Regions from separate parts of the Homo sapiens genome. Here region 2 is linked to region 1. A link is a loop called in an ENCODE intact Hi-C map of the cell type or tissue named here. Cell type or tissue: breast epithelium. All regions are shown on one strand. Links, peaks and the distances in the headings refer to the core of each region. The heading gives the core; the rest is flanking DNA.

The links. A loop is a pair of places that touch in the nucleus more often than their neighbours do. Peaks named below come from ENCODE experiments on the same cell type or tissue, not always from the same donor. Only the 100,000 strongest peaks of a DNase experiment are listed, where the experiment ranks them.
Region 2: it touches region 1 in a loop (2.8-fold over the local background); 27 of 110 quality-filtered maps call a loop at or near these places.

The regions. Positions count from the first base shown.
Region 1 is chr20:17,687,709-17,703,627 of GRCh38, reverse strand. It overlaps LOC105372547 (a long non-coding RNA gene), which reads left to right and starts at 3,769. Exons shown (of 2, transcript XR_937294.2): 1 at 3,769-4,129; 2 at 5,448-6,012. It overlaps BANF2 (BANF family member 2), which reads right to left and starts at 3,662. Exons shown (of 4, transcript NM_178477.5): 1 at 3,573-3,662. In breast epithelium, for the core only: a CTCF peak has its summit at 9,515; DNase peaks (open chromatin) are centred at 9,817 and 11,438; H3K4me3 peaks cover 314 bases; H3K27ac peaks cover 1,258 bases.
Region 2 is chr20:17,786,598-17,802,516 of GRCh38, reverse strand. No RefSeq gene overlaps it. Among named protein-coding and RNA genes, the nearest start is that of BANF2, 95 kb to the right of the region's middle. RefSeq lists a silencer at 402-590 and an enhancer at 11,124-11,293. In breast epithelium, for the core only: no CTCF peak of the experiment used is centred there; DNase peaks (open chromatin) are centred at 6,156 and 7,906; H3K27ac peaks cover 2,906 bases.

The sequences.
Region 1 (15,919 bases), core at 5,197-13,196:
CCACCCTGTCCAGCCTAGCCCCCAGCTGAGTGACCCTCAGTGACACAATGTGGAACTGAGTCCTGCTCACATTCCAGACCCAGAGAATTGGAAGAAATACGAATCTTTGCTGTTCTAGGCCGCTGTGCTCATGTTATTTTGTCACACAGCAGAAGTTACTGGGGCCATGACCGCCTTTCCTCCTCACTGAAGGAGGGGGCTGTCCTGCAGAATGTTCACACACTGTAAGCACCATACTGAGCACTTTCTGCCTCTCAGGCGCTGTTCCAGGCACAGAGATGGAGTGGGAGAGGGCAGACTGCATCCCTGCTCTGGTGAAACTGGGATTTTTATCCAGGGATAGGGCAGTAGACAAGAAAACACACAAACGTAACTTCAGAGAGATAAGGAGCAATTGGAATGGGGCTGGGGACACAATTAGGTAGAATAGGGAAGATCTTTCTGAAGACACACACTTGATCTGAGGCCCTCCTGTTGAACAGGGGCAAACCATAAAATGATCAGAGGAAAAAGTGATGCCGGCAGAGAGAACAGCAAATGCAAAAATCAAAAAGCACAGGAGGTCTGGGAGTGAAGGCAGAGGGAAAGGGAAAGCCAGGAGAGGGGAATGAGATCAGAGATGAAGTCACAAAAGTCAGCAGGGCCCAGAGCAGCAGCGTCTAGCACACCGCCACCAGCCACCGATGGCTATGTAATCTAAGCTTCCATTTAAACAACAAGCGCAGCTCCTCAGTCCCACTGGCCACATCCCAAGTGCCCAGTGGCCCTGTGTGCCTAGTGGCTATCATATGAGACAACACAGAGACAGAATATTCCCGTGACGGTTCTGTTGGCTGAGATGGCTATAGAATAACTCAGAAGCAGATCAGAACCAGGGTTCAAGGTCAGACCATGTGTTCTTGGGCTTAGTATTCCATTAAATTTCTGAAGGTTCCAGTTTTCCCCAGGGTTAAATGAGGCTTTTCCAGCCCAACAGTGGGTCCAAATTATCCACAGCAAGAAGCCAAGTCCACAAACAGTTGCACACGGGTCCTATCCAAGGAGCATCAGCAAGGCCTCATCCATGGAAACTGGCAGCAGAGGTCTGTGTAACTGACTTCTTTGCAACCTCATTTAAGTTGCCAGTTGGGGCTCCCTGATGTGAAAAAAGAACAGAGCATGGCTACTATTTCAGGGCACCACGCAGAAGGGAGAGTGCCACAATTAGCTGAAGCTGCTTTCGATTAGCAGATTTTCTTCCTTGGTGCATAACATCTGTCCGTGTATAGACATCGCTCCATCTTGCCCCATCAGAGTGAGGGGCCGGGCCAGTGAAACAGGCGGGCCCACAGGGAGTTCAGCATCCATCAGGGCAACGTCCAAGAGGAGCTGGAAATAGGCACTGTGGAACTTGGCACATCGATGGCAGTTTGCCTTAGGGAAAGGCTAAGAAAGGAGACCCTGCTTCCTCACACAAGCTGGGAGGCGGCAGATGGAGACATAAGTTTTCCTTGGGGTTAGAAAGACCTGCTTCGTCATTTAGTATTTATGACATCTCCACAAGTACCTGATCCTCTGGGGTGGTTACCTAACCATGCTCATCTGAGAAACGGGGCTGATGACACCCACCTCATGGAGCTGGGGAGGAGTAGGTGGAATAATCTCTGGAAACACACTTGGCATGCAGCAGGCATTTTGTAAATGGTGGCTGAATCATAATCTTGATAGGAAAGAACCAGGTGAATGAGAGAGATGGGCATGGGAACGTTTGATCAGCACTCAGAACTGGCTCCTCCATTTGTTCAGTCAACACAGGTTAACTCTGCAAATTGGCTCTGGAGCCTTGGAAAACTCCCTCAACCAGCCTGGGTTCCTCTTTCCTACCTGGGGCCCGTAGCTGATCTCTATGGTTCTTCCCAGTTCTCCTTGCCTAACAGAAAGTTTGCAGCCGTCCTTAAGGCGTGACCCACCTGAGTTCAATCGCAGAGGGTGGGCAAAGTACTAACACCCAGAAACCTACAATCTTGGATTTGGAAACAGCCTTTAAAGGTCTTTTGGTCCAGCTCCCAGCTGATCACAAGAATCCCGTTCCCTTCCATGCTGATGGAAGAGCCGTGGCCTGCACACTCTTGCTGCCTTGCAAAGCAGCCCATTCTCTTTTCAGAGAGCTCTAATGTTGGGGATAGTCGATAGAGAGTGAAGGCATGCTCCAGGTTAATGACCCTCTTTAGACGTGGCACCAGCACAGAACAGTCTTCAGTTTCTATGTCTGTAGAATGAACCTGAGAACACCTGCTTCACAGAGGTCGGAATTAAGAGCAATAACATAGCTGGTGGGTCTGGCACGGGAGGTTCAGCGTTTGCTCCCTTTCTCCTCTCCAAATTAAACCTGCTGCAGGACGGGGACCACAGGTTGCTCTAGCGCCGGCCCCTCTACTGTCTTTTTTCCTTTTCCAGTGGGGCCTAACATAGGCTAAAATGTTCTTAGCATGCTTGGTGAACCATTGGCGTCTTGGATTTGTGTGTGAAGCAGAGGTTGGCTTCAGCCCATCACATATAAAACTAAGGAGGGATGGCAAAGCCTAAGGGTAAAATATTTCTCTGATCCACCCCCCACCACCTCCCTTTCTACCTTACACAGTCAAGGAGAGCCAGGAGCCTTCTTAAAATCATGGGGTCCCTATAGAAGCCACTCCTTTGTGGGAGAAGGGACGCAGCTGCAGCTGTGTGGACGTGTTGGCACTCACAGATGGTGAATGGACCGTAGACAGACTGTGGGAAAACACGAATGGGCCATGGTAGGGAAGGCAGCTGTGCCTCCTGGGGCCCAGAACGGGTCCCTACTGTTTGTTATAGAAGGCCTTGAGTCTCAAACCACCCTCAGCCGAGTGCAGGTGGCCCATATGGAAAGAGCCAGCATCCTCTTTGAGAGATGGCTTTGGCCTCTGTCCCTGTCCCCGCTACCTTAGATTTTGCCCACTTTCCTGGTGTTCTAATCCATCTCCTTATTTCCCGTCACGATCCTAAAGCTCTCTTACTGTCCCAAAAGGAAAGGAAGTGATTTGATATACCAGCAGGTCACCAGGAGGTGGATTTAAAAACAGCCAAAGCAGGAAGGCCTCTTACAGAAAGGAAGGACCGTCGTTCACATTTTGGACGGGAGGTGGCTGTGTCAGCTACCTCTGCTCATCCTGCTATGTGGTGTGTCATTTGGCCAATGGCTGTCCCTGACCTCAATTAGGGCTAGAAGTGATGCTCTAGTGAATTTGCCATCTGAAAGCCTGGCCTCTCTGCTCTATTAAGAACACAGGTGACCTTTGCCCAGGGAGCTGGTGCAGGTGGCAAGCCGAGTCTTAGGGGAGACTAGAGTACCACCTCCCGCAGATGGTGACACAGCAGGAAGAGGCTGGGAAGGGGTGTGTGCATCAGGTGAGTCAGCTTTCCTAGGAAGAGTTTGGGGCTTACCTGGTGAACTCCTGTCCACCGGTTTGGCTCATCTAAACCTGTGTGAGAATGAGACCTTAAAGTGCTAAGACAGCCAGCTGTTGGCTGTATCTCCTTCCATGCTGCTTGGGAAAGTTCTGAATACTCACCAGGTGCTCCTGATAAGCCAGTGGCAGCTGGCAGTTTGTCTCAGTCACCTTGGATCTGGAACTGCAGGCCAGAGGTTCAGCTTATGTCTTAGGCCCATGGGGCAAATCAGTCTCAAGATCCTGAATGGACTACATTGTGATGTCACACCACAGGTCGGGGGTGAGCACAAAAAGGGCTGCAGTGGCTGCTGGCATCAGGGCACAGGGCAGGGCAGGAGCAAGAGCCTCAGGCCTCTCCAGAAGAAATCAGCCTGTCTGGGTGCTGTTCTCAGCTGGGGTTGCTGGGAAAGAGTGAGGGATGTCTGCTGTACAGAAAACATCAGCCTGGAAGACTGCTTATGAATCCACCTGCTGCCACTTGCTGCCACGGTTCCTATTCTCACCTGGCCTGCGTCAATTCAGTTAAACCAAGTCCATCCTTCATGCAGTTTTCCTGCACAAAGTGACTTCCGTGGGTACCCCCAGCTCCTTGCACATCTTCTGTGATGGACTTGAAATTCCAGGGCAGCTTTTTCTTCTACCAGTATACCCGTGACTTTCCCCCTACTGCCCACCTGGTAGGGACTCAAGGAAAGAGAAGTAACTTAAATATTAGCTCAGGAAAACAAGCAGAAATATAAATCCTCCCACCTTCAAGTTAAATTCAACACAGGTGTCTTTTAGGTTATCCTCTATAGCATATATGCCTGGGCTACTTTCCATTGTTGGTAATTGATAACTTGGTACAATGTATATTTACTAAGCCTAAAAAGAAAAGAAAAACTCAAAAAAGGGGGCAAAGTATAAAATGTTTCCAGAGATTCCATTCCCTTTTGCTGCTGGTGCTTGGGATTGGGGATGGAGGAGTTCTAACCAAGAGCAAACGGCTTCGCTTTGGAAACTGTTGGGTGGCCCTAAATTTTAGAGTCCAAAACAGTGGGTCTTAAACTGTAGGTTGCATTAGAATGACCTGGAAGACTCGTTAAAATACAGATTCCTGGGCCCCACTCTCAAAGTTTCTGACTCATTAGGTCTGGGGGAGAACCCAATAATTCACATTTCTTACACGTTCCCACATGACGTTGAGGCTGCTTGCTCTGAGACTACACACTTTAAGAACATGTAAGGGTGCTGGTATCTTAGGTTTGATCCTGAAATAGTATTGCCAGCTGATGGCAGTATTCAGGGGTTGCTGGAGAATAAACAGGAGCTGTAGCTTTGGGGCCAAAGCTGGCTGAGCTCTCTGGGTTCAACCAGCACGCTTTACTGAGGATCTATTCATTGCCAGAACTGAGCCACGTTTTGGGGAAGCACAACTGACGTTGTCAGTGCCCTGCCCATAGCCTCTTGGCCTTACAACTTCATTGTACAAAGGTAATCTGACTCCCAGCTGCCAGTACCTGCGTATCTTTGCTTGGGGGCTTTTGCCAGCTGCTGGAGTCCACCCTGCCTACAAGCGGGCAGCTGCAAGTTGCAGAATGTCCTCATTCAATGACTATTATCAGTTGGTAGATAAATAACCCAGCTCCCTCCCTGCTCAGGTGGAATAACCTGGAGTCATGTCCTGTTCCATGTCCCAGAGGACCCACAGGACCCACCCGTAGGTGCCTATGCTAGGCCATTCTCTTCCTATAAAGAAATATCTGAGGCTGGGTAATTTCCACAGAAAAGAGGTTTAATTGGCTCACAGTTCTGCAGGCTGTTCAGGAAGCACGGTGCCAGCACCTGCTTTGCTTCCAGTGAGGCCTTAAGGAGCTGACAATTATGTCTGAAGGTAAACAGGGAGCCAGTGTATCACATGGCAAGAGTGGGAACAAGGCAAGGGAGGTACCACACACCTTTTTTTTTTATTATTATTTTTTATTTTTGAGATGGAGTCTCACTCTTGTTGCCCAGGTTGGAATGCGATGGCGTGATCTCGGCTCACTGCAACCTCCGCCTCCCGGGTTCAAGCAATTCTCCTGCCTCAACCTCCAAAGTAACTGGGATTTACAGGCACCCACCACCACTCCCAGCTAATTTTTTTGTATTTTTAGTAGAGATGGGGTTTCACTTTTTTGGCCAGGCTGGTCTCAAACTCCTGACCTCAGATGATCCGCCCATCCTGGCCTCCCAAAGTGCTGGGATTATAGGCATGACCCACCGTACCCGGCCGGGTACCACACACTTTTAAACAGCCAGCTCTCACAAGAACTCACTATCATGAGTACAGCACCAAGACATTCATGAGGGATCTGCCCCCAGGACACAAACACCGCCCACCAGGCCCCACTTCCAACATTGCAATCACTTTTCAACGTGAGATTTGGAGGGGACGAATATTCAAACCATATCAGTGCCCACAGTGGCAACTGGCTTGCTAACATACCCCACATTGTTGCCCCCATCCCCTGCCTCACTTCCCCGCTCCCCTACCTATGTTTCCTGGGATCAAACTGCAAATAAACTGCTTCCACTCAAATCCTTGTTTCAGGGTCTGCTTCAGGGGGAACCCAAACTAAGACTTTGTAAATAAGAAATGATGTCTGTTCTTTGTAAGTTCACATTTAGATGGAGAAACTATATAAATTGGCTTGGTATAATTCAGAATGTCTGGGAACCGGTGAGTGTCAGGTCTCAGGGCAGATGGAGGTGTTCTGCTGGTTGGCCTTTGGAGTATCATTAGGAATGTCTTGAGGAAACACATGAGCTGATATGCTCAGGGGGAGGCCTGGCAACCTGGCCCAAAGGCCTTTTCCTCTGCACAGGGAGGCCTGAATGTGCTACCCCCAGGGGACTGATTTGCTACACAAATTCCACCTGCTTTCCATCTCCCTGGACAATTCCTCCTGGAATAAGAATATGGAGGTGGAGCTAGCACCATATAAAATATGGCTCTTGTTCATGCTTTTGGGGGAGTTTCAGGTGTTTAGAGAAGGCTCGCTAGGGATATCTGCTGGCCTGTTAGGATTAATATGCTTTCCTAGGTGTTCTGCTCAATACCATGCTACACCCAGCCTCACACCTGCACTGTGGTAGGATTAATCCAACTCTGCCATAGCTTTTGCAGGGAGCCTTAGTTTCCACCCTAACTCCTTCCACATTCTCCTCCCCATTATCATCATCATCACCATCATCATCATCACCATCAGATCTCTTAGAGATCCTGCTAACACACTACAATCCAAATGAAAACACCATGTCGAGAAAGTACTCTTCAAGTCCAGTTCCCATTCTTCCAATCAGACACGGCATGTACTGAAATTCTGGAACTGCCACTGAAAAGATCCAATCGCGGCTTGGCTGATCATTCACACAAATCATTTCTTTAGCAACATGGCACCCAGAGTTATTTTCCTCCACATTTCAACTTGGCTAGAGGAAGAATGAAGCCTACTGTACCAGAGCATTGCATCAATAACAATATCAATATTTTCAGCATTACCCAGGACTCAAAAAATGGCCTCAAACAGTCTTTAGTTCTGCCTCCAGACAAAGAATTACAACTATAAAAACACTTACCTGGGAAAAAATGTTCGACATTATTAGTGATAAGGTAAATGCAAATTAAAACCTCTACATGCCCACCAGAATGGCTAATATTAAAAAGAGCAACAATACTAAGTGTTGACAAAGATGTGGGGCAACTGGAACTCTCACATAATGTAATATAATATAACCACTTTGGAAAATTGTCTGGTAGTTTCCTGTAAAATTAAACATAAAGACCTACCCTATAAGCTAGGATTCTACTCCTGGGTATTTACCCAAGACAAATGAAAACACATCTACAAGCTGGGTGTGGTGGTTCATGCCTGTAATCTCTGTAATTTGGGAGGCCAAGGTAGGAGGATCATTTGAGGCCAGGAGCTCAAGACCAGCCTGGGCAATATAGAAAGACCCTATCTCTACAATAAATAAGAAAAAAGAAAACATGTCCATAAAAAGATTTGTGCAGGAATGGTCATAACTTCTTTACTCATCATAGCCCCAAACCAAAAACACCCAAATGTCCATTAACAGGTGAATGTCCATTAATAGGTGAATGTATATTCTTATAATGAAATATTAATCAGCAACAAAAGGAACAAACTCTTGATGCATATATGATGACATGATAAACCTTGAAAACATTATGCTGAGCAACAGAGGCCAGACATAGAAGAGTACACACATGGTTCCTGTTATATGAAGTCCTGGAATAGACAAAACTGATCTGAGGCTACAGAGATAAGGTCAATGATTGCCTGGAGTGGGGGATGGGGGAACAGGTTAAATGGCACAGGTAACTCCATGGGATGAAGGGAATATTCCAGATCTCTATCATGGCGATGATTACTCGGGTGTATACATTTGTCAAAATTCATCAACTTGTACACTTAATGTGTGAATTTTAGAGCATGTAAATTACACCTCAATAAAGGTGACTATATACACATATATGTATGTGTGGTGTGTGCATATGTAATGTGTAATACACACACACACACACACACCCTAGGTTTTTCTAGGGGAAGAAACTGGAAAGAATACACTAAAATGTGCTAGTTGTTATGTTTCACAGATGAGATTATAGGTAATTTTTGTATCTTCTTAAATTTACCAAAATTTTACCTATGCGACTCTACTTTTTTTTTTTTTTTTTTTTTTTTGAGACAAGGTCTTGCTCTGTACCCCAGGCTGGAGTGCAGGTTTGTGAACATGGCTTACTACAGCCTTGACCTCCCAGGCTCAAGCAATCCTCCTGCCTCAGCCTCCCGAGTAATTACAGGCATGCCACCATGCCCAGCTAATTTTTTTTTAATTATTGTTTGTAGAGATGGGGTCTTCCCTTTGTTGACCAGGCTGGTCTCAAACCCCTGGGCTCAAGCAATCCTCTGGGCTCAGCCTCCCAAAGTGCTGGGATTACACCATCACACCCAGCCTTACTTTTTAAATAACAGAATGAAAAATGTTCATTTTTTAAAAATTTCAAGCTGCTAAAGGCAAGTGCTTATGGTGGTCTATAAAAACTCTGGAGTTTTGCAAACAGAGTCCTTGGTCAAAGTCCCTGTCCCACTACTTCCTCGTTTTATGACCTAAAGGAAGTTACTTCCTGAGCCTCAGTTTTCTTATCTATATAATCAGTTTGTTGGGATGATTGAATTAGGATAGTGTATGTTCAAAGCCCTCTGCAGGCAGGGTGCGGTGGCTCACACCTATAAGCCCAGCACTTTGGGAGGCTGAGGCAGGAAGATTGCTTGAGTCCGGGAGTTCAAGACCAACCTGGGCAACCAAGTGAGACCCTGTCTCTACAGAAAATTTTAAAAAAATTATCCAGGCCTGGTGGCACGAACCTCTATTTCTAGCTACTTGGGAGTCTAAGGGAGGAGAATCACTTGAGCCTGGGAGGTCAAGGCTACAGTGAGCTGTGATGGCATGACTGCACTCCAGCCTGGGCAACAAAGCAAGACCCTGTCTCAATAAAAAAAAAAAAAAAAAAAAAAAAAAAAAAAAGAGAGAGAAAAAACAAAAATAGCCCCCTGCAAACTATAAAACACTACAATGTTAGATGCAATGTTTCACACAATATATTAATAAATCCAGGGCTTACCTTTGTTTCTGACCTCTTAACTCCTTGCTCATGAGCACTACTTCCTCACCAGCTTCCACTCAGTTCCTAAGATTGTCGAACACCCTCCTGCCTCAGGGCCTTTGCACATGCTGATCCCTGCACCTAGAAGACCTCTGCTCCCACATCTTCAACAGCTGGTTCCCTCGGGTGATTCAGAGTTCAGCTCCAGTGTCTCTTGGGGCTTTACCTAATCATCCCAAAATAGCCTCCTCCCACTCTGTCCCATCACTGTGTTTTATGAGTACTTGAAATTGTCTTGGTTTTGTGCTGACTGTCCACCTCCCATCCCATACCACCTTGTGGAGAGGCTTTGCATCGGTTTTGTTCACTGCTGTATGTCCAGCCCCTGGAGCACAGTAGGTGCTCAAAAATCATTTACTGAATGAACGAACAAGTACTTATTGACAATTAGGCCACACGTTGTATGTATTCAGTTCAATCTGCCAATTCATCGCAACAAGGAGAGACTGTGAGGCAAATGCTGCTTGTTCCCACCCCAGTGGCTGAAGGAATCCGTCCAAGACGTGCCCGTCGGCCATAGATCTGAACGCTTGCCACTGCCCATCAGGCTCCAAGTCAGCCACCGTGGTGTGAAGATGCGGGAATAAGGAGGGCATTGTGCTGCCTGCAGAGACACGTTCCGAAAAGAATTCAGAATTCGGGAAAGCACCTCCTCCCACTGGACACACCTCTCCTAGCCAGGTGATTTGTCCTTGCCTCCTTTCCCCGCCGTCTCTTCCCCACCGTGAGCAAGGAAGTCAGACCAATCTGCCTTACCTTTGTTCCTCGCAGCATTCAGCGCAGGGTTGCTTTAAAGTTCTGATTCTGCATAAACCCTGCCAATGCCACAGTGGAATTTTCTAGCCCATGCCAAAGACGGAGCTCATTAATTTTCGTGCCTGAAAGAAAGAAAACACTTCTTTAGAAATTGGCGTGTTTAGCACTCTGCTGAGGGAGGGTGAAGCCTCCCTGCAAGGAAGATTAATCTAGGTTTGTAGGTAGGTCATTCAGGGAAACACCAGCACACTGCAAAAGACATTGTCCACGCCAATGGCCACCCGCTGCCTGTGGGTGACTTGTGCAAAGGCAGGAAAGCACCCACTCCTCTCAAAAGTGCCCATCCAGTACATTTCCAGAAAGTTCTTCTGCCCTGTCTCTTCCCTCCTTTTCTGAAATGTCCATGGTTCCTGGAGATATCACATCTGAGTGCCAGCTTTTCAAAGTGGAAATCAGGCTGGGCCAATTCCCCAGGGCCTGGACCTGATGCTACCACAAAGATAAGCCAGAATCTCTTTATGCAGTGGTAAGTAATTTAAAACTTTTTTTATATTAAAACAAGGAATGTGTCTTAGAAAATAGTGTAGAAGGGAAAAAAATTAAACTATGACATCGGGGGTTGGGACTTCTGGTGATTTTTACATTATTCTTGATATCTTGTCCTGTATTATCTGTATTATGCATTCAAATGTATTACTCTTATATCATAAAAATAACAATGATACTATTTCCATTTTTAGAAAACCAGCTTATGTGGAAATAGCTTGAAGAAGAATAAAAAATCACATGGGACCGGGCATGGTGGCTCACACCTGTAATCCCCGCACTTTGGGAGGCTGAGGCAGGTGATCACTTGAAGTTAGGAGTTTGAGGCCAGCCCAGCCAACATGGTGAAACCCCGCCTCTGCTAATAATACAAAAGTTAGCTGGGCTTGGTGGTGCATCCCTGTAATCCCAGCTACTCGGGAGGCTGAGGCACAAGAATTGCTTGAACCCAGGAAGCAGAGGTTGCAGTTAGCTGAGATCGCACTGCTGCACTCCACGCTGGGTGACAGTGAAACTGTGTCTCAGAAAAAGGGAAAAAAATCATATGGGTGTTTAATGGTAACGTCAATGTCTTCTTGGACAGATGGCTTAAAGGCCATGCCCCTCCTTGGTGTCCACATTCACTCTCGTCTGACACTAGAGGTATTATGGCAAAAATGCTTGAAAGGCATTTCATGGTAAGTCAGTAAAACTTTAGTGCAAATTAGTCTATCTGAGGTAATCTCTCTCTCTGTCTCTCTCACACACACACACACACAAACACACACACAACACCTAAAATCTCATGAGAATCTGCAGATTCACCAGGAAATGGCACTGGAAGGAAGAATGAAAAGTTGCCTAAATTCAACCACCTAAGTAAATTTTGCCCTGGCCTGGAGTTTTCTGACCACAGTGACAAGTAGCTTTCTGAAGAAGAGTACAAGTGGGGCTGCAGGCTATGCTCTCATCCCTCCAAATCTAGTTTTTCTGCAGTGCACATTCAGATCAGAGGCTGGGACGATTGTGCTGAGCTGGGATAGTTGGCCTGATCTATTAGCTGGCAGAAGGGACTGCAGGGCCAAAGACAGGGAGATGAACTCAATTGCCCTGGTGGACCCTTTCTGAATACTATTATATATATATATATTTTGCCTCTGGTTTAAGGACCTTCTTTAAAACTCTCACTAATCATTTAAAAATAAAGAAAAAATGCTGATTAACCGAATTTGAGAAGTGTCACAAGATGATTAAGTGGCTGGGGAAGAAAGATTTAAGAAGCTGCAGTTTTTAAGTCTGGAGGGAAGAACCTGGAGGAGGGAATCAAATAATGATTTTTAAGTACCAGGCACTTACTAATCAAGTGACAGGCACTTTGTGAACACTCAGCAGAGACCCAGCATTGAGCAGAGTGCCGAAGCTCTGCCCTAAAGCCATGAAGAATAAGACTCTAAGAAATAAGCGCACAGTGATGTAGAAGTGATTTAAGGTAGACATAAGAAAGGACTTCCTGAAGCTAAAACCAACTCATTGCAGAATTGAAATCACAGGGAGTTCAGAAGGAAAAAACAAGTATGACTCAGGCCTTTTATAAGCTTTTTTGTTGAAGAGTCAGGATTGCTATGTACAGAATCTAGCAGTGAACTCGGGTGCCCAGTTGTGTTGTGGTGGTCTCCAAAGGGAGTTGGTGGGGCAGAGGAAAAGAGTGGTAGCTATGTATTCTGGAGTCCTGTGGAGGAATCAGCTCCATAGGCTCTTCGAGGGCAGAGAATAACCAAGTTCAATCCAACTTTGCACCCCTATCAACAAGAGGGTGCCTGGCAAACTTAGCACCAACTACAGGATGAATGACCAAAGACAGCTCTTGAAAGATGAGAGGGCAAGAATGGCATGCAAGGCTATAGGGAGTGTGCTTTGGGCAGAGGCACATGGGGTACAAATGGGAAGAGGAGGAGCTTGGTGAATGTCAGGGGGCACTGGTATATGGAGGTCCACAAAAGTCAGGCAGAGAAACAGAGACTTGACATGGTGGGTACAATTTTAGGCTCCTGAAGGGGAGACAAGAAAAGATAGAAGTAGTGGTTTTGGAATGTTAAGTTTCCTAAATGTGAGCAGGATGGATTGGAAAGAGAAAGCAGGGGGGAAAAAGACAACTCGGTCCTTCACAGTTTCCATATACCACTTCACCCTGTGAATTTACTTTGGAGCACTTACCACAAATTAAGCAACCATCTATTGAAATACTGATTGCCTCCCCCCATCCCCCATCACCACTAGACTATCAACCCACTGAGGGTAGGGGTCCTATTTGTCTTGTTCTCTGCTGAATTCTTAGCAGCTCATATAGACTGTAGTGTGCAGCAGTGCTCTATAAATATTTATTGAATGAATGAGTTTACTAAACCAGGAATGGGAGATGAAGTTCTAGACTACACGTCAAAGTCCTGAGCTCTTCATCTCTGGTAATCTTAGAGAAGAGCCAAGTTGTCTAACTAGCTGGACTAGTTAAGAATGCCTTCTGCTCAGGGATGGATAGACGAAGCCCTATTGTGCCTTCCAACTCAGTGAACCTTGGATTTTATCCCAAGATGTCCAATGTGAGGCACCTAGTCATGCCAGGCACACCTCAGGGCCATGAAATGTTTCTTCTGACTGGTACTTCCCATCTGAGATAGGGAGTTGTGAATCCAGGATTCTTAAGACACCATAGCTGGACAGCACAGCTAGACAGTGTCATTGGTTCAATTAAAACATTTTTGACAGCTTACTAAGTGCTTGCTACTATCCAATGACTGCACTGAAGGGAAGATGCATGGAGTCCTGCAAGGACAATAGAAAGGAGAAAGGTTTCATTAACTCACGTAGGGTCTGTTATACCTGCTCATTTCTCCATTGGCATTTCTGTGGGAGAGGCAGAGAGATGTATCCTACAAAGGTGCCATTTCTGGAGTGTTCAGGGCTTATTTAACTTTGTTATCTGTAAATGTGAAGGCTTCAGCAAGCAACTGTACTTCTCTAAACGTCAGCTCCTCACCTGTGAACTGAGGATAATAATAATAATGGTTATAGTAACAATTATTACAAAGCACTTTACAAACAGAAAAGTGTCAGATAAATATCATTCACCTATTATTTTGGTTTTTCTTGTTTTCTCTGGGGACTCACCACCAGCCACTAAGTCAATCATTGTCATTTTTTGCAAAAACTCCTATCTGTAAGCTCACTTCTAACATTACGCACAGAACAAACCAAATATTCTTCTCCCAAGTTCTCTTTTACTACCACTTGCAGCCACAAAAATTGGCAACTTGGGTTCACACTTACATCTATTTCCTTTGTGTATATTTTATTTTTGTTTTGACAATTACTATAGTCTATAGAGATTTTTGTTGTGTAACAACATTGCTCTGGTTTTGAGTAAAACTATTGCAGAATTTTAATTGTCTGGGATATCACATAGGTCCTCTGATTTAAATTTTGCAAAAGTGCGTGATACATGTGCTGACTATGCAATGGAAGGCTCTCCATTCTGTTTTTTGCTTTTTGGTTTTTTTTAGACAGAGTCTCACTCTGTTACTCAGGCTGGAGTACAATGGTGCAATCTCAGATCACTGCAACCTCTACCTCCCAAGTTCAAGTTATTCTCCTGCCTCAGCCTCCTGAGTAGCTGAGATTACAGGCGCCCACCACAATGCCTAGCTAATTTTCTTTATTTTTAGTAGAGAGGGGGTTTCACCATGTTGGCCAGGCCGGTCTCGAGCTCCTAACCTCAGGTGATCCCCCCACCTTGGCCTCCCAAAGTGCTGGGATTACAGGCGTGAGTCACTGTGCCCAGCCTCTATTCTGTTTTAAAACTCTAAGTCAGTGTTTAAAGAAGCTCAAACGGTCCTACACTCATTTATTCATTTGTTCATTCATTAAATAAATATTTATGAGTTTTGGAGCAGACACTGTTGGCACCTTGCCCACATCCCCTCTGCCATTCCTGTGCATATCAACAGCCTGTGATTGCAAACACCAGCAACCTTCTTCCTAAGTGCTTTCTCTGAGGTGTGGGCTGGAAATACCAGAGAGCTAATGCCTCCAGGAGCAGCCTTCAACCAGTGATGAATAGGAATTGGTGAATAAGTACTCTGCTTCCTTGCTTCTCAGTTTGGAAGCAAGAGAGTTCCTCAATGGTATTACACGTCAGCTGTTCACAGTGGTAACTTGCTGTTGATGCACTGTTCACTGACTTCCTTACATTCCCTGTCTTACTTCCCCACTTCTCTACTGGTAATTCCTGGGATCACCTTCCAACTGCTTTCACTCCAACACTTTTTCTCAGGGTCTGCTTCTGGGGAGATCTAACCCAGGTAGGGAGAATTCTTACCAGGACAAAGGCATTGGACTAGGTGTTCATAATTAAACATTGGGTAGAGCCACTGACCCTAATGAATCCACAGTTCAGACAGGGAGATGATATGGGTGCAGAAATGCCAACATGAACATGCACATCTCATTTTTCTAACATTTAAAAATCCTGCTGGGTCTCTCTCTCTCTCTTTCCCATGCACTCAGGCATGCATGTGCACATGCACACACACACACACAGATACACACACACACACACTCCACTCTGATCCACATGACTATTGTATCTAGTGGTATGGTAGAGCCAGCCTGCTTATGACAGCTGATTGTTACATTTTTAGGAATTTTTCCAGCAGTTGGTTAAACATGGTCATTATTAAAAATTAAATTATATAAACTTAAAATGAAATAGATCATATTAAAAACAAAGGTAATAAATACTCAAAACCATCACTTCCTAATTAGTACATTGTACTACTATCTATACTCTTGGAATGATTTGTGTCTCTCATATTTTTATGGTAGAAATAGTAGACAGTGGTGTGCTACTGCAAATTTCTTCCCATCTTTGCCTTCAATGACTCCATAGCTTGAAATCAATTGGCTCTGATGGGAATATTTACACCACAGAAATTGGCAGATGCTGTAAATCAGGGAGTGCCCCCATCCCCATCTGCACCTGAGAGCCAGTTGTTAAATATTTACCAGCACATCATCCACCATGTCTTGCCTGGAATCTCGGAACAGTCTCCTAATTTGAGTCCTGAATCCTCCATTACACTGTCCAATCTATCCTGCACATTGCTGCTAAAGTGATCTTTGAAAATGCACATCAGATTGCATCATTCTTCTGCTTAAATCTCCCACCCAACCTCAGCTTCCCATGGTATCCTCAGGCCTCCGTGGTCTGGGACCTTCCTGCCTGCAGACCCCCTTCCTTTCTCTCCCTTCCATTTGCCCATGAGCTCCAGCCACACAACCTTCTTTCTGTTCCCTGAACCAGCTGCGAAGATCCTCCCTGACCCAGGATTTTTGCACTTACCCTTCCTTTTCCCAAGACAAGATCAGCTTCTTTTCGTCATTTAAGTCTCAGGTCAACCATCACCTCCTCAGAGAGGCT
Region 2 (15,919 bases), core at 4,809-12,808, 99 kb before region 1:
TCTTGATCCAGTGGTTTCCAACCGCTCCAGTTGACTATGCTGTATAATAGACACTAACCCCAAAGCCTACTGGCTTAAAACAATAATTTGTCATCTTTCTGGTTGACTGGGCTCAGTAGGGCAGTTTTCACTTAGAGTCTCTCATATATTTACTGTCGGATGTCAATGGGGGTTGCAGTCATCTGAAGGCTCAACTGGGCTGGACCTCCAGGGAGGGTCTCCCAACATGGTCAGCAGTTGATGCTGGGAGAGTAGCTGAGCTATACACTCAACCCCTCTTCATGTGGTCTCTGCACATGGCTTTGGCCTCATTGCATAACAGCTGGGGTCTGAGCAGGAATGTTCCAAGAGCAAATCTTTCAAAAGGAAAAGAACAGAAACTGTCATTTCTCCTATAAGCTAGACTAGAACTGGCACGTGTCACTTCTGCCCAGATTCAAGAAGGTAGAAAACACACTCCCTTTCTTTATGGGGGAATAGCATGCCTGTTGGGAAGGGTGGGAACTGATGGCAACATCTTAGAGACTGGCTACCACATCTACATTGGCTGAACATTGAAATCCCCTGAGTGATTTCACCTGAGTGATAAAACAAAGGCCAGGTGCATCCCCAGAGACTGCGGTGATTGACGATCTGGAGTGTGGCCTGGTTATTATGATATTTCAAAGCTCCAAAGGTGATTCCAATGTGCAGTCAAGGTTTAGATCCATTGGCTTACTCCAATACCACCATCTCCCCTGCCCCCCGCAAAAAAGACCCAGACCCAGGAAGGGAAAGAACTCAAGGCTTAGTCCATGAGACCCAGGAGGTTCTTAATCAGACATTCAGTATGCTCTGCTCCACCCCGTCCCCTTGCTGGTTTGGTCCCATGGGACTTTCTGCATCGAGGTAGCTCCTGTGGTCAGGGAATAGAACAACGTGGAAGCCAAGGTGGAAAGAGTTATTAAATGTGAGTGGGGATAGTAGAGTTCATAAAACTGCCTGGATATCTCCTTAATCCCAGGCTTTTGATCTGTAGTTGGTAGTTTGGCCAGTTTTTCCCATTGCTTTCACCAGGAATTTTGTGTCAGAACACAAGTTCCAACAAAAATGCCAGAAATCCCATTTTAAGAGCATTTTGAATCAATCAGACTACGAATAGTTAACATACCTTTCCCCCAAATGGGCAGTACCTAAAGGAAGGTTTCAAATACCTTCATTCCAGGAGCATGCTTATGAATATTCATATTCTGCCTGCTAGTGGTTTCACACATTAGAAAATACCATTTATTCCTAAGGCTAATGAGCTCTTAAATTTCCTTTGTGCTGGGGAAAGAGGTTTTATTTTTCTGGGTAGTTTATTTTCGGTGTCTGTCCATTTTCTGGAAGGGCCCTTTCCTTTAAAACTCTAGGCACGTTTCAAGAGCAGAGTGGAACTGTAAATAATTTCCCACGCAGAGAAGCCCACCAGCCTGGTGATAACATTAACGAAGGCTGCACAAAGTGGTTGGGAGGCAAGAGGATGAGAAGTTAGCTGTGAGCCCAGTTCCCAGGGAGATTCATATCGAATGGGGACCACATAATCAACACCCCTGTGAAATGCATAAAACCATGCAACGAAAGACAGTTGCAGAAATGTGAATGTGGACAGTACATAATTGGCATCTAAGGCTCTCAGGCGTTAAATGAACCTTATAAAATATCTTGTCTAGTGACCTATCATACGTTGGAACTTCCCTGTTACACTTCTGCTGAAATGGCTCAGAAGAGGGGAACTGTTTCCTCTCTCTCGTCTTTGTCCAGTCTGGTGGTTTGATAGGCCTTCCTTACATTCATCCACATACTCTCTCTACACCTGCCACCCTGTACCATGAACCACTCACTCATTGGCTTTTGGCTCCATTCCTGTCCTCAGTGCTCTGCTCTCTGCCAAAGGGGCTGGAACCCTGCATTTCCCAGGTTATCTTGCCCGCTGGCTTCTGCTTAGGCTTAGTCAATGGGAGGCACTGGAGAGATACTGGAAGGCAGAAGAAGGGGAAGCTAATCTTGTTCTCTCTGTATCAGACTGACCCTCCAGCAGAAGCAGCAATGAATACAAGTCCCTGGGTTCCTGCTCTGGCAGCTCCAGCAGTCTAGTGACTGATGGCTCTGGGTATTCTATTTTTCCTGTTGCTCTTCTAGTGCCAAGGTTGACTGTGACTTCCTACAGTTACTAATCTTTGGGTATCCTTACCTTTCCAACTCTCTCAATACTTTTGTAAACAGTTCCCTACATTCAATTCCTTCTATTTGAGATATCTAAGAGGTTCCTATTTCCCTAACTGGACACTGATTGACATACTATTAGGGAATTTCTAGAGTTGTATAAAGATTTATGTATCTTCCAGATAACAGCAAATATTTGAGCATGGCTATACTGTTCTCTTCCAGTTTTATCTTTATCATGTCACATTTCCTCAGCCCTGCATCAAATGCCTCTTCTCTTATCTTGTGGCTTCCAGATCTGCCTCCATCCCAGCTACTTTCTTCTGAGCCCACTTCATTTGGCTACTGCTTGTTTCAAGTGACATCCACAGTTGGATGGGCCCCAGCCATGATCAATCCAGGATAAGGACAAGGGAACTTTCACCTTCCTCCACCTTCACACTAGCCTTCATGGGATTAACCTATTGTCTTAGTTCATTTGGGACTCTGTGCCATGGACTGGGTGGCTTAAACCACAGACATTTATTTTTCATGGTTCTGGAGGATGGGAAGTCCAAGATCAAGCTGCCAGTCAACTTGGTTGAGGGCTCCCTTAGTTTACAGAGGGACCACCTTCTTGCTGTGTCCTCACATGGTGGAGAGAGAGATCTCTTGTCTCCTCCTCTTTTTATAATGGTATGACCTAATCTAACCCAAATGACCTCCCAAAGGCCTTACGTCCAAGTATCATTGCATTGGAGATTAGGAATCAACATATGAATTTGGAGGGGCACAGATATTTAGTACACATCACCTGTGATGCTGCTGGAAGTCAGCAGGCACACCACATTGCTGACACTTGAAGCTACCCCATATGTCTTTGTCAGTGTTTTTTGTTGTTGTTGTTTTGTTTTGTTTTGAGAAGGAGTTTTGCTCTTTTGCCCAAGTTGGAGTGCAGTGGCGCCATCTTGGGTCATGAGTAGTTGGGATTACAGGTGCCTGCCACCATGCTTGGCTAATTTTTGTATTTTCAGTAGAGATGGGGTTTCACCATGTTGGCCAGGCTGGTCTCAGACTCTTGACCTCAAGCAATCTGCCTGCCTTGGCTTTCTGAAGTGCTGGGATTACAGGCGCTAGCCACTGCGCCCAGCCCATCAGTGTGTTCTTGATAAGCCTTCGCTTGTCCATCTTATGCTTGTGTTGTTGTTTTTGTTTTCCTTTTGGGCCCTAGCTCCAGGCTGTTACACTAACTCCCACCGGCCTGCAGCAGGATCCTTCAGTCCACTGCTCTGCAGAGTTTATTGAGGCTCCTCATTCTGTTGCTCAGCACACTTGCTACTTACTCTCCACGGTTTCCTGTCTACTGCATACTTGCCAAGAATGACCTTTACCTTATTATCTCAGTCACTGATTTAAAATGATTGAACAGAACCTGGCATTCCATAAGTTGCCCACTCAACAGTCATTGCCCATTTCACTCACTTTGCTGACTAAACCCTGATTTGGGGGTGGGGGAGTGGGCAGTGAGCTCAACTTCCAAAGATGTAACTGCCCTGCTGCACTTTGCAGATGCTCACTGTTTCAACTCCTCCAGGGCAGCTGGAGGCAGGGGTGGGGCAGGTAACTCAGGTATGGTCAAGAGGAAGTCTACTGGGGAATTTCTGGCAAGATTTTCCCTCCTTGATAAAAAGAAGAGCTGTCTTACTTTGTCCCCACCCCCAAACCCTCACCGAAGCATTCCCTGAAACAAGAATTATAGGGTAAGTAGTTTTCTGGGAACATAATCCCAGGAAAACACTAGCAAGGGAGTAGGGAAGTGAGACAGGGAAGGAAAAATATTTAACAAAGCGTGCATTATAGAGCAGGTTTTACTGTGGAGAACTAAGCTTAATCATGCAGGGACATTTTTGGAAAAGGTGTAAGTCACATGCCTTGTGGTTATCCCTTGGAGCAATGAGGGAACTAAGGTACTTTTATAGCTACTCCCCCTCAATCATTGGTTAGGACTTTCTCTGGAGGAATATGAATTTTGGGGGGCACTTCTGACCTGATGTCCATGGGCAGAGCAGTTTTCTGAGGTTTTAGGGAAAAGCCCTCAGGTTAAGGCAGTTTGGAATTGACTGGAGCCTACTGAAATAATAAAATGGAGGGATAGGCGATGAGCTCCAATAATGTCTGCTGTAATGCCCCTGCCCCACTATGCTTCCTGACCTTGTATGTGGTTGTGATGTTGGGGGCTGCAGCAGCCATCTTGTGACCAGAAGGTGATAAGCAAGAGGCTGACAAACCAACACACTGAGGTTGGCAGTGGAGAAATAACAGAAAAACCCAGGGTCCTTTCCCTTGTCATTGGGCTGCTACTGCAAAATCTCCTCCCACAGCCTTCTTATTTTATGAAAGAATTGTGTTTTCATTTTTTTTCAGCCAGTGTTACTTGGGCGTCCTGTTCTTTGTAGTTAAGTAAATTTCATCTGGAACAGCTCTACAGGATGAGTGGATGAGAAGGTCCCAGGCAGAGTCTGCCTGAGCAGCTCACTACTCTCATAACTGAATCCTTGCACCAGGGTTTGTTTTGAGGGAACACAAATTAAAACACACGCTTGATAAGACCTTTAAATAAGAAACAGATGGATGGGTCCCTGAATGGAAACCTGGATGGGTAAAACTTCAATCTCTCCATGTTAAGTAATTGATTAAATTCTTATCCCTTGTGGTGCAGGAGGAAAGCAGTTATGCCGAACAGCGTGGCTTTTTCAGGAAAAGAAATAATTCCAGGGAGGCACAACTGAAATGTCTTTTTTTGGTCAGGACCCTTTTGGTTGCAAGTGACAGAAATGCAACTCAAATAAACATAAAGGGAATGTGTTTGTGTTGACTCTAGTAACCACCAGATTCCAAAGTCATAGCTGGATTCAGTGGCTCTGATGATATGGGCTCTCTCTCTCATCTCATCTTACCTCTATTTACCTTCATTCTGCATGCAAGCTCTGTTCACGTGGCAGACAAAATGCCAGGCATTTGCAGCCCCACCCTGCCAGTGAATAACCCAGGTGTACAAGCTTCATTTACGGTCTCTCCCATATCAACCTCAGAGTGTTTGATGTGGTGGAGTTGGGTGTCGTGATTTTCAAACCCACCAGAACTGTGTCATGAATGGGACCTCCCCAGAGGAACCAGCAGAAGAGGAATAGAAAAGCAGCCTGGAAAGAAAGTTGCTTGGCTGCTATTAGCCCTGTCAGCTTCCTGCTCATTGACAGGGATAGTTCTTGTATTGCATTATCGGATGCTCCGTAGCTGCCGGCAGCTTTAACCCTCTCATCCTCTTCCATGGTGTTGGGATGGGGGACACATGCATGTTCTTGCTTCCTTTCCAGCCACTCCCTTTCCTAAATCCAAATGTATCTCTGATTTAGATGCAGTGGTACATGCCTGTGATCCCAGCAACTTGAGAGGCTGACGCAAGAAGATTACTGGAGGCTAGGAGTTCAAGACCAGACAGGGCAACATAGTGAGGCCCCATCTCTAAAAAATAAAAATTACAATTAAATGTATCTCAGGATGCCCCTGACACAAAGACTTGAGCTTAGGCCATTTATTTGAGAGATGACCCCAGGATGCACTGGGAGGGAAGAAGTGAGGCAGGGAAGGAAAGAAAATCAAGAAGGGGGTGTATTAGTGAGAGAAGGAAATAGGGCTCAGGTATCCCTGTGGGCCTTCTAAGACACTGTATAAAGTTTTATCAAACCAAACTATCCCTCAAAACTGTACACAGAAAGGCAAGGACACAAGAGTCCTTTTCACTACCTCCTAGCAGTCCTCCTTGCTTGGAGGCTGCCCCTAGGAGCAGTCTTGCCCTGGTTTCTCTAGCCTGTGTTGAGTGTGAGCTGAACACTCTGGGGTGGGAGGTACTGGGGCAGGGGCATAGAGAACACCCGAAGAGATAGATGCAGGTGCTGGAAAGAGCCCTTGGCATGGCCTGGACTGCCAACAGCAGCTGTAAGTGACCTCCAGAGTGGACCTGGGCATGTGGGCTTTGGCTGTCATCTGTTATTTAACTGAATGTTGCAACAGCCCATGAGGTAAGCATTACTCCATTTAAGAGCCAAGTAACTGACGCCCAAGCAATTTCAAAGCTCTGCTACCAGACATACTCTAACAGTAGAAAGTCTGATTTTTAAAAATGACCTAGTTTACAGAGTCCAGGGTTTTAAAAGTTTCTTCCAAAACCTCAACCTGCATCCTGTTTTCAGAGTTGTTACTACAGTTGCTTATTAATCAAGATTAATAAAGACCATGGCAGTTATTATCTGATAGTCACAGCTGTTGAGAATCTTAGGAAATAGACACATGGGTGAGAAATACCAGAGCTTGATGCTTGATTGGCATTAGCCTTATGGGGCTCATGAGATAGTGACCATGGTGCTTGCAAAGCATTTCTTGCTGAAAAAGGGAAGCTACAGCTTAATGCTGGGGCTACTTCATGCCCGACCATGACCAGGATCTGTCAGGCAGTACTCTCTGAAGCCAGTCTCCTAATTTTTCAGACATCACAAATGCGACTTTTTTTTATAGTTGTGAAAGCCCCCAAAACATCAATTCTCACAAATCGAGGACTGGCTGGGGCCCTGGCTTCTGACCCTTTGCTCTCCAGGGACCATGAAAATTATTTGGCTTAGATGTGTGGTGATGAGGCAATGGAATAAATGCAGCTTTCCATTTTGCTGCAGAGTAACATGAAGAAGCCGGTTGACAAGCAACTCTCTGGCCAGTTCTGTGGCCTTGGGCAAATCGCTTAACCTCTCTGGGATCCAGCTGTTTGTATGTGAAATGAAAGTGTTTGGTTAATCAAGCAGCTAATCTGGGGCACTTGTGCTGCCACTCCTCTCTCCCTGCCCACGGCATAGGGTACTATTATGGCACTTTCCCTCCAAGCTAGATGTTGGCCTCAGAATCCTCAACACAGCAAATCAGGGAATCATCACTGAGCACTCAGAGTTGGCAGATGGGTTTGAAACCTGTCTGCCCTCCCTGGCCTGGATGATCTCTAAAGTTCCTTTAATTCTAACTTGTTGGATTCTGGGAACATGTAAACCAGGGGTCTGCAAACTACACCCAAAGGTCAAAGCTGGCCCTCTGCCTGTTTGTGTAAATAAAGTTTTATTAGAACACTGCCATTCAAAGGCCCATTCATTTATGCATTGTCTATGGCTGCTTTCATGCTACAATGGTGGAATTGGGTTGTTGTAATAGAGACCACATGGCCTGTAAAGTCTAAAATATTTTCTTTCAGGTCCTTAATAGAAAAAGTTTTGCCACCTTGTGATTAAATTTCCCTCCTTCCCTCCATCTTGTCCTCCAGGTCATGAGGGAAATTCCTCTTTGTCTCTGAGGGGCCTGTGTGGCTGAGCAATGCTCCAAGTGCCTGTGGGCCTTCTGCATCCCTAAGTCAGGAGAAGAGCAGGAGAAAAGCCAATAGGAAAATACAAGGAATGAAGACATTGTGGCAGAGATAGAGGTAGGGGGAGGCAGATGGGTGGGGAGCCGGGGTTCTCAAAGAAAAGGTCAAAGGGCACCCAGAGGAGAGGACCAAGGCATCCTTTTGTGCTGTCACTGAATGGCCACGGTGGTACTTACAGACCTCCTCCAGCCAACCTATCCTGGCATCCAGTTGGGGGCTGAGCCACCTTGTTTGGTTCTGTGCTCCAAGAACCCTGGCATGGCTGGCTGCCCGCTGGCTTCCGCCAGTAGTTTGGCATGAAAAGTGCTGGCTTGGGGCCTTTTTTCATGAAGAAAACAATTGCCTTTTCCTGGTCTGTGGACAACCACTGCTGCCTGCCTGGACATTGGCAGGAATGTTAAATTGCACCCTTGATGGCTGCCCTAGAAGCTGGGGTCTAGGAAATGTCCCTACAGCTATGTATGCTGGGCTACCATATCCATTTTCTCTCTGTGGGGTCAAAATCCAGTGCCTCAGCAATGAATCCTGCAGCGTCTTATATGAATTATTGGTGAATGTAATGAACTGTACACCCTCATCTCTTCTCCCACTTCCAGGCCCACTGAGGTCCTTTTCCAAGGTCTGTGTGCTTTGCTGTGAATGGCTCACCCCTGATACCTTCAGGGACCTGCCCTTGGGCACTGGGGCTCCCGGGCAGCCCATGGCCACAACTGGTGGTCATGTGGACAAAGGCCCAGCTCCTTTGCTGTCACCCCCACTCCAGGGTTCCCTGCAGGATTAGGCACTGGGACTTTGTCAAGCTCAGGTGCATACAATTCAGGGCAACTCCAAGCCCTGATTCAGGGGCTTTTATAATAGATTCAGACTGTTTATTACTTACACAGACAATGAAGAGTAAGCCAAAGGTACCAGTGCCCCAGGTCCTCATTCGGCATATCAGAAAGGAGGGCACCCAAACAAGAGAGGCCGAGTGACTGTCATGTGAGCTGGGGGATGCCCCTTGGCTGAGATGCCAATTCTAGACTGAGGCTGAGCAGAGGCAGGATGGGGAGCCCCATCACTCAGCAGAACCCAGAAGGGATGACAAACAGACCCACGGCGGCTCTCTAGGGGCTGGGAGGCGATGGGGAGATGGCCTGGAACTCTGCAGCCTCTGCCTCTCACCCACTTCTGATCCAGGAGGACCACGAAGCATTCCGCCAGCACTCAGCGTGTTCAATTCCTGTTGCTGCTCCAACAAACCATCACAGATTAGTGGCTTCACACAAAGTTATCTTACAGTACTGGAGGTCAGAAGTCCAAAATGGGCTTCCCTGGGCTAAAATCAGGGTGTCAGCAAGGCTGGTTCCTTCTGGAGGCTCTAGGGGAGAATCCTTTTTCTTGCCTTTTCCAGTTTCTAGAGGGCACCTGCATTCCTTGGCTAGTGGCCCCAGCAAGCACATCCCTCCAACCTTTGCTTCTGTCCTCACATCTCCCTCTCACTGCCCCTTGTGATTACATTGGGCCCATCTGGGAAATCCAGGAAAATCTCCCCATCTCAACATCTTTAATTTACTCAACATCCTTTTTGCATATAAGGTAACATATTCACAGATTCCATGGATTAAGACACAGATGTAGGGGTGCGGGGCGTTATTTCACCCACCACATTCAGATTGGCTGTGGGTCAAGCCTTCGCCTCCGTGGCCTATTTGGATACACGTGAGATCTCCAGGGCACCACAGAGGAGCCGGTCCCATGCAGACCGCAGCTGAAACAGATGCCTCTTTAACCCCTTCCCTTTCCTTGTCCTGCTTCTCTCCTGCCCAAACTGGTTTCCCTTGAGGGTGCTTCCTTCATAAACATCTGCATGGAGTCTTAGGAAGCTGCCCTGAGACAGTGGGGGACCCCATGTGCAGGAAAGTATAACTTCAGTGGCTGGTGCTTCCTCTGTGCCCCTTACCTAGGATTGCAGGCTACGAGTCCAGCTCCTCCCTTAATTACGGAGAAGCCTGGATGAAATTTCTGAGGGTTTAGGTAAGGCTGACTCTGAGGGAGGGGAGGTTGGGTGGAAATGTCCCAGACACAGAAGTGTGCAGTCTAAGGAAGACTCAGCAGGGCTTTCGGGAAGCCCCGTGTCTCTCAGAAGTGAGCCTGCCTCAGTATCTCCACCATGTTCGGTCACTGGCAGGTGCAGCCTGTGGCACAGCCTCTGTGCATATGTGGTGTCCTTACACTCCCTGAATTTGGAAGCCTCATGGCTCCTGCAGAATGGTGGGGTAAACAGGACATAGAATTTGAACTTCATCACTGGTAGGCTGGGAAACTCCTAGGAGGATTTAAGCAGAGGGATGACATGACATGGCTGGATTGACCATATTGAATGGTCACTCTGGTTGCAGAGGGGAGAATGGACGTGGTGGGGCCTGAGAGGGGGCAGGGAGGCCAGAGGGGAGGCTAAGTCATTGTCCAGGGGACAGGTGAAGGTAGTGGGCCTGTACGACTCGTGTTCTCAGGATCCCGGAAGGAATGCTTTCGGAGAGCAGAGCAGAGACCTCAGCTCAGCTGCCTGCCTCACCTCCTGGGTTCCCAAATCCCACAGGGTCTGCCGTTTCCTACCCTGCCCACCTCCTTTCCCATGTCCTTCCCCCTTGCCCATGCCCTTCATGCTTCACCCGAGGCACACCCTGCCCTGGCATTTCCCAAATCCCTCCATACTCTGCATTTCTACTCCCAGCTCTCTCCCCAAAGAACAGATTGCCCCTGTTTTCCAAAACTCTCCTGCATCACTTGTTAGAAGTGCAGATTCTGTTAGCCAGGCATGGTGGTGCGTACCTGTAGTTCCACCTACTCCAGAAGCTGAGGTGGGAGAATCACTTAGCCCAGGAGCTGGAGGCTACAGTGAGCTGTCACCGTGCCACTGCAATCTAGCCTGGGCAACAGAGTGGGACATTGTCTCTTAAAAACACACACACACACAAACCCAAAGCATGGATTCTGGAGTCCCACTGCTGATCTACTGAATCAGATACTCTGGGCAGAGGTTGCAGGAGCAGCAATTTGTGTTTTAAAAAGCCCCTCCCCCACCCCCCGCCGGGCCCAAGGGATCCTGATGCGGCTCAAGTTTGAGAACTCCTGTTGTACACACCCTGGAATCATCTGGGTAATTCTTTTAAAAATCTCATTACCTGGGTCCCAACCCAGACCAATCAAATCAGGATCTCTGGTAGGACCCGGCTTCAATGCTTTTTTGAGCTTCTCAAGTGATTCTCATGTGCAGCCAAGATTGAGAGCTGCTGTATCTGTGGTGAGTGGCCTGTGTGTGTGGCCCGCACCCAATCCATTCCACAGACATCCATCGAGCCCTGACAACATGTTCCACGTGGAGTCAGGTGGGCCATGAGAATGCAGAGATGTGTCTCCCTGGGGTTTTGGTGTGTGGACAAGGGACTGCAGCTCTGTGTGTGTTGCCATCTGTGCGGAGGGAGAAAAGGTGTGGGAGGAGAACAACACCCAAGACAGGCTTTTAAGAGAAGCCATTAAAAGTTGAGGAAGTTGGGCTGGGCGCGGTGGCTCATGACTGTAATCCCAGCACTTTGGGAGGTCCAGGCGGGCAGATTAAGAGGTCAGGAGTTTGAGACTAGCCCGACCAACATGGTGAAACCCCTTCTCTACTAAAAATACAAAAAATTAGGCAGGCATGGTGTCGTGTGCCTGTAATACCAGCTACTCAAGAGGCTGAGGCAGGAGAATCACTTGAACCCAGGAGGCGGAGGTTGCAGTGAGCTGAGATTGCACCATTGCACTCCAGCTTGGGTGACAGAGTGAGACTCCATCTAAAAAAAAAAAAAAAAATTGAGGAAGTTGCAGCTTCTGAGAGGTCGGCATCCTCATGTCCTGCCTTCCCATTTGGGAATGCAGGATGTCAGCCTGACCCTGAGTGCTTAGGATGGGTCCAGTAACTATCTGGATAACCCCAAATCGTGAACCTGAATGTGGCTCTCTGGTTCATAACCTACAATCACACTGTCCCCTGACCCCTTGCAGGCTAAGCACACTTCTAAGAGTTGGGGGTTAAGGCCTGGGAGATAACGTCAGGAATTTGCTATCATGCCCACTAGAAGGGAAGCCCCTGTGCCCTGTGCCAGTGGCAGAGAGGGGAGCATGGTGGGTGACCACTGACATCTCCAGGCTATCAGAAGGCTGCTGTGGGACTATCCTGATTTCTGGAGGCAGAGCTCAGAGTAGTCTCTTGGTCCAAGCCCCTCTATTAGAAAAGGTCATTTATATCTGGAAAAACTGTGAGGCAATGAAACTCTAGAACAAAAATTATGCGGGTCCCTGGGCGCTTGTCTTCTCCCAGTTCCTTCCTACTGTCTTCCTTTTTGCCAGGAGGCCTTTCCAGGGAGGGTGCCGGGTGGACAAATCTTGAGTGCTGAGAGCTATGATTTCGTGGGGAAGCCCAGCTGTGCATGTGGTCTTGAAAAAAGAAGTGCCTTGAGGTAGAATTCTTGTTTGGGTTTTGGCAACATCAGCCCAAATAGGATTTGCATCCTTTCTTGTAGAGGAGCTCAGAGCTGTGGTAAAATTACTCCTTCTGGCCTCCAGCTCAGATATGGGATCAGCAGGAGCTGTGGCCTGGGCTGGGAAACAGAAGCCTCCTGTTTAGTGGCCAGGCTGAGGCTTGGAGTGCTCTGATGGAAGGGGAGTTGGCAAGGGTCGGAGGCCTTTCCTGCAAATTTGGGTGGGTACCTTAGTTGGATTCCTCAAAAGCAGAGCTGAGCAAGAACTTAGATGCAGGTGGTTTATCTGGGTGGGGATCCCAGCAGGCAAGGGTGCGGTGTGGGGAGACTGAGAGGGGGAGGATGCTTCATTGAGAGGCTTCATGAGGTGGGCATGGCAGCTCCATCCACAGAGGAAGCATGTAGAATTCTCCCACTAGAAGGGTGTCACCTCCCAGAATTGTGCCTTTGTGTGGACTTTGCTGCCTCTCAAGGCTTCAGGAAAAACCCCACAATGGGAGAGCAGAGAGATGCTGCAGCACAGCTGAGAAGGGATGTGGGCCGTGCACACGCACTGACCCCCCACAGCCAGGCTGAAATCAGGGGGCGAAAGGGCCAGGGCCAGGTGACAGAGCATCAGTCACAATGGTCAGATATGCTGGTTCTTACTCAGGCCCAAGACCAAATCTCAGTGGTACCATGTGCTATCTCTGCGGCTTTGGGCAGCTTTTTTACCTTGGAAAACCTCAGTTTCCCCATCTGTAAAATGGAGTTGATAACACTGCTTCTCTCCTGGGGTTGATGTGGGAAGTTAAAGAGAACATTCAGACAGTTGTATATCTACATGCAAAAGAATAAAGCTGCACCCCTACCTCACATCATGTGCAAAAAAATTTACTCAAAATAAACCAACCATAAGACTCTTAGAAGAAAACATGGGAAATCTTTGACCTTAGATTTAGCAATAAATTCTTAGATATGACACTAAAGCACGTGTGACAAAAGAAAAGCTGGATAAATTGGGCTTCAAAATTAAACACTTTTGCGCATCAAAGGACATTCTCTAGAAATTGAAAAGACAGCTTACAACATGAGAGAGAGTATTTGCAAGTCATATTTTTGATGAGTCTGGTATTCAGAATATGTAAAGAATTCTTTTTTTTTTTCTTTTTTCCTTTGAGACAGAGTCTCTCTCACTGTGTTGCCCAGGCTGGAGTGCAGTGGCATGATCTTGGCTCACAGCAACCTCCGCCTCCCAGCTTCACGCCATTCTCCTGCCTCAGCCTCCCGAGTAGCTGGGACTACAGGCGCCTGCCACCACGCCCAGCTAATTTTTTTTTTTTGTATTTTTAGTAGAGACGAGGTTTCACCATGTTAGCCAGGTCGATCTCCTGACCTCATGATCCACCTGCCTCGGCCTCCCAAAATGCTGGGATTACAGGCATGAGCCACCATGCCCGGCCCAGAATATGTGAAGAACTCTTACAACTCAATAACAAAAGGACAAACAGCCTGATTTCGAAAAGGACTTGGGTAAACTAATCAAATAGACATTTCTCCAGAGAAGATATACAAATGGCCAGCAAGCACATGAAAAGATGCTCAAGATTATTCATTATTAGGGAAATCCAAATCAAAACCACAGTAAGTTAGCACTTCACACCCACTAAAATGATGTTTAAAAAAAATGGAAAATAACAAGTGTTAGCAAGGGTGTGGAGAAATTGGACCCTTTGTATATCGCTGGGGGGAGTATAGGTTAGGGCTGGTTGGAACCCAGCCTCATGGTTCAGCCTTAGTGGAAAATGGTTTGATGGTTCCTCAAAAATTTAAACATAAAATTATCATATGACCCAGTGATTCCACCCTTGCCTGTATACTCAAAAGAGTTGAAAACTGGTGCTCAAACAAATACACCCACATGTGTGCTTATAGCAGGACTATTCACAATAGCTAAATGGTAGAAATAGCCCAAATGTCCCTCAGTGGATGATTGGATAAACTAATTGTGGTATATCTAGAATGTTATTCAGTCATGAAAAAGAAATGAAGTGCTGATACTTGCTAACATGGATGAACCTTGAAAACACTATGCTCAGTGAAAGAAGTCAGTCACTATCATACAACTTTATTTACCAAAAAAAAAAAAAAAAAAAAAAAACAGAATAGGTAAAATCCATAAAGACAGAAGGCAGATTGGTGGGTTCCAGGGGGCTGGAAGAGGGGGGATGGGGAAGAACTGCTTTATGGGGTACAGGGTTCTAACTAGCCCTAACTTGCTGGGAAGGCACACAGAATTGCACATTTGCCAAGCCTTATGAAAATGTGAGGGGTGGGGAGGGGGCAATGTGGTGGAGTTCTGGAATGGGGGACTTTCAGAGGGCAATGAATGTCCCAGCCAGATGGAGATCACCTGCTGGGTTGGAATTCCTGAGAGAAAAAGTGGCATCTTGCACCATCCCAGGGTCCTGCATTCTTCAGAAATCAGGGGAGAGTAGAAACCAGTAGGCAGCCTTCATGTGGGCTCTTAAGGGCAATGAAAATGGATTCCTAATGCCACCACTGATGGGCATTTTACGGGGAAGAGAGAGGAGCTTCTTCCCTCTTCCTGAGCTTTCTGAGCTCCTGCTATGTGTCAGACACGGTGTTAGGCTACAGGCCCACAGAACAATACTTGTTCCTGCCCACAAGAAGTTTCCTAGAGGAGAAAAAACATAACGAAATGTGAATCCAATGTGTTCTGTGCAGTGATGGAGAGAAGCCAAGGACATTGGGTGTGGAGGGAGGCAAGCAGGTGTCAGTGAGAAGCATCGCAGGTTAAGGGAGCCTCGGTGGGGTGGGGTGGGGTGGAGGGAAGAGGCCCTGGAAGCAGGTGGAGAGTGTGGCCCCAGGAGCAGGAGGAGAAGCCCAGGAGCTGGCTGTCATGGAGGCCATGTCCAGAAGACAGGCTGGTCTCATCCTCAGGGCCACACTGGCCGCAGCTGTAGTATGGACCGTTCCTGCGCACACGGATGTCTTCCACCTTAAGCACCCCTGTGGCTCTCTGTTTTTCTGCCTCAGGAGTTAATATCCCTGGGAAGTGACATTTAACCCATGGGGTCCAGACCAATGCTCCTGCCCTGCAGCCTTTGGAGGGACAGTTCTAAGGTGCATTCTATACAGCCCCTTGGAAGGTCCCAGCAGGCTTCCAGCCCCGGGTGCCCACAGCAGTGCCCAGCCCAGTAACACACACTTTTTCCTGGGCTCGCTTTCCTGGCATCTTCCCAGGACCACCCGCTACATACACTGGTTGCATGTAGGGCTTTGTCTCAGGTCTCTGCTTTAGGAGAATACAATACAAATACAAATACACCATGAAAGTAGAGGGTTTTAAGTGAAGAGAGTGAGGGGTTGTTTCATACAGGATGGAGCAGACAGTGAGATCAGTTCTGGAAAATGGCCATTGAATTGAGTGGTGAAGAGGCCCTCAGTGGAAATTTGTTGGAGTGCTTGGGGGATGGGCAGCCCCAGAGGGCCGAGGTGCCAGTGCAGACCCAGGAGGTGTTTTGAGAACCTTAGAGGAGAAGGGGAGGAGAGGGTCCCTTCAGTATCAGATTGTCCCTTCCCCCATGTCCCCATATCAGTTCCCATCACACACTGCCTCCTACCCTCCACAGACCTCTCAAGTCTCCTTTGGGGGATGCTGTTGCTTTGCACTTTTTTTCCGGAATTTTCCACGATGAGTGTTCTAGCACCCCAGAGTCTGGCATCCTGGAGAGGCTGGGTCTCTGCCTTTCTGTTGGTGCTATGGAACCATGGGCCACGGGCCCAGCTCTGT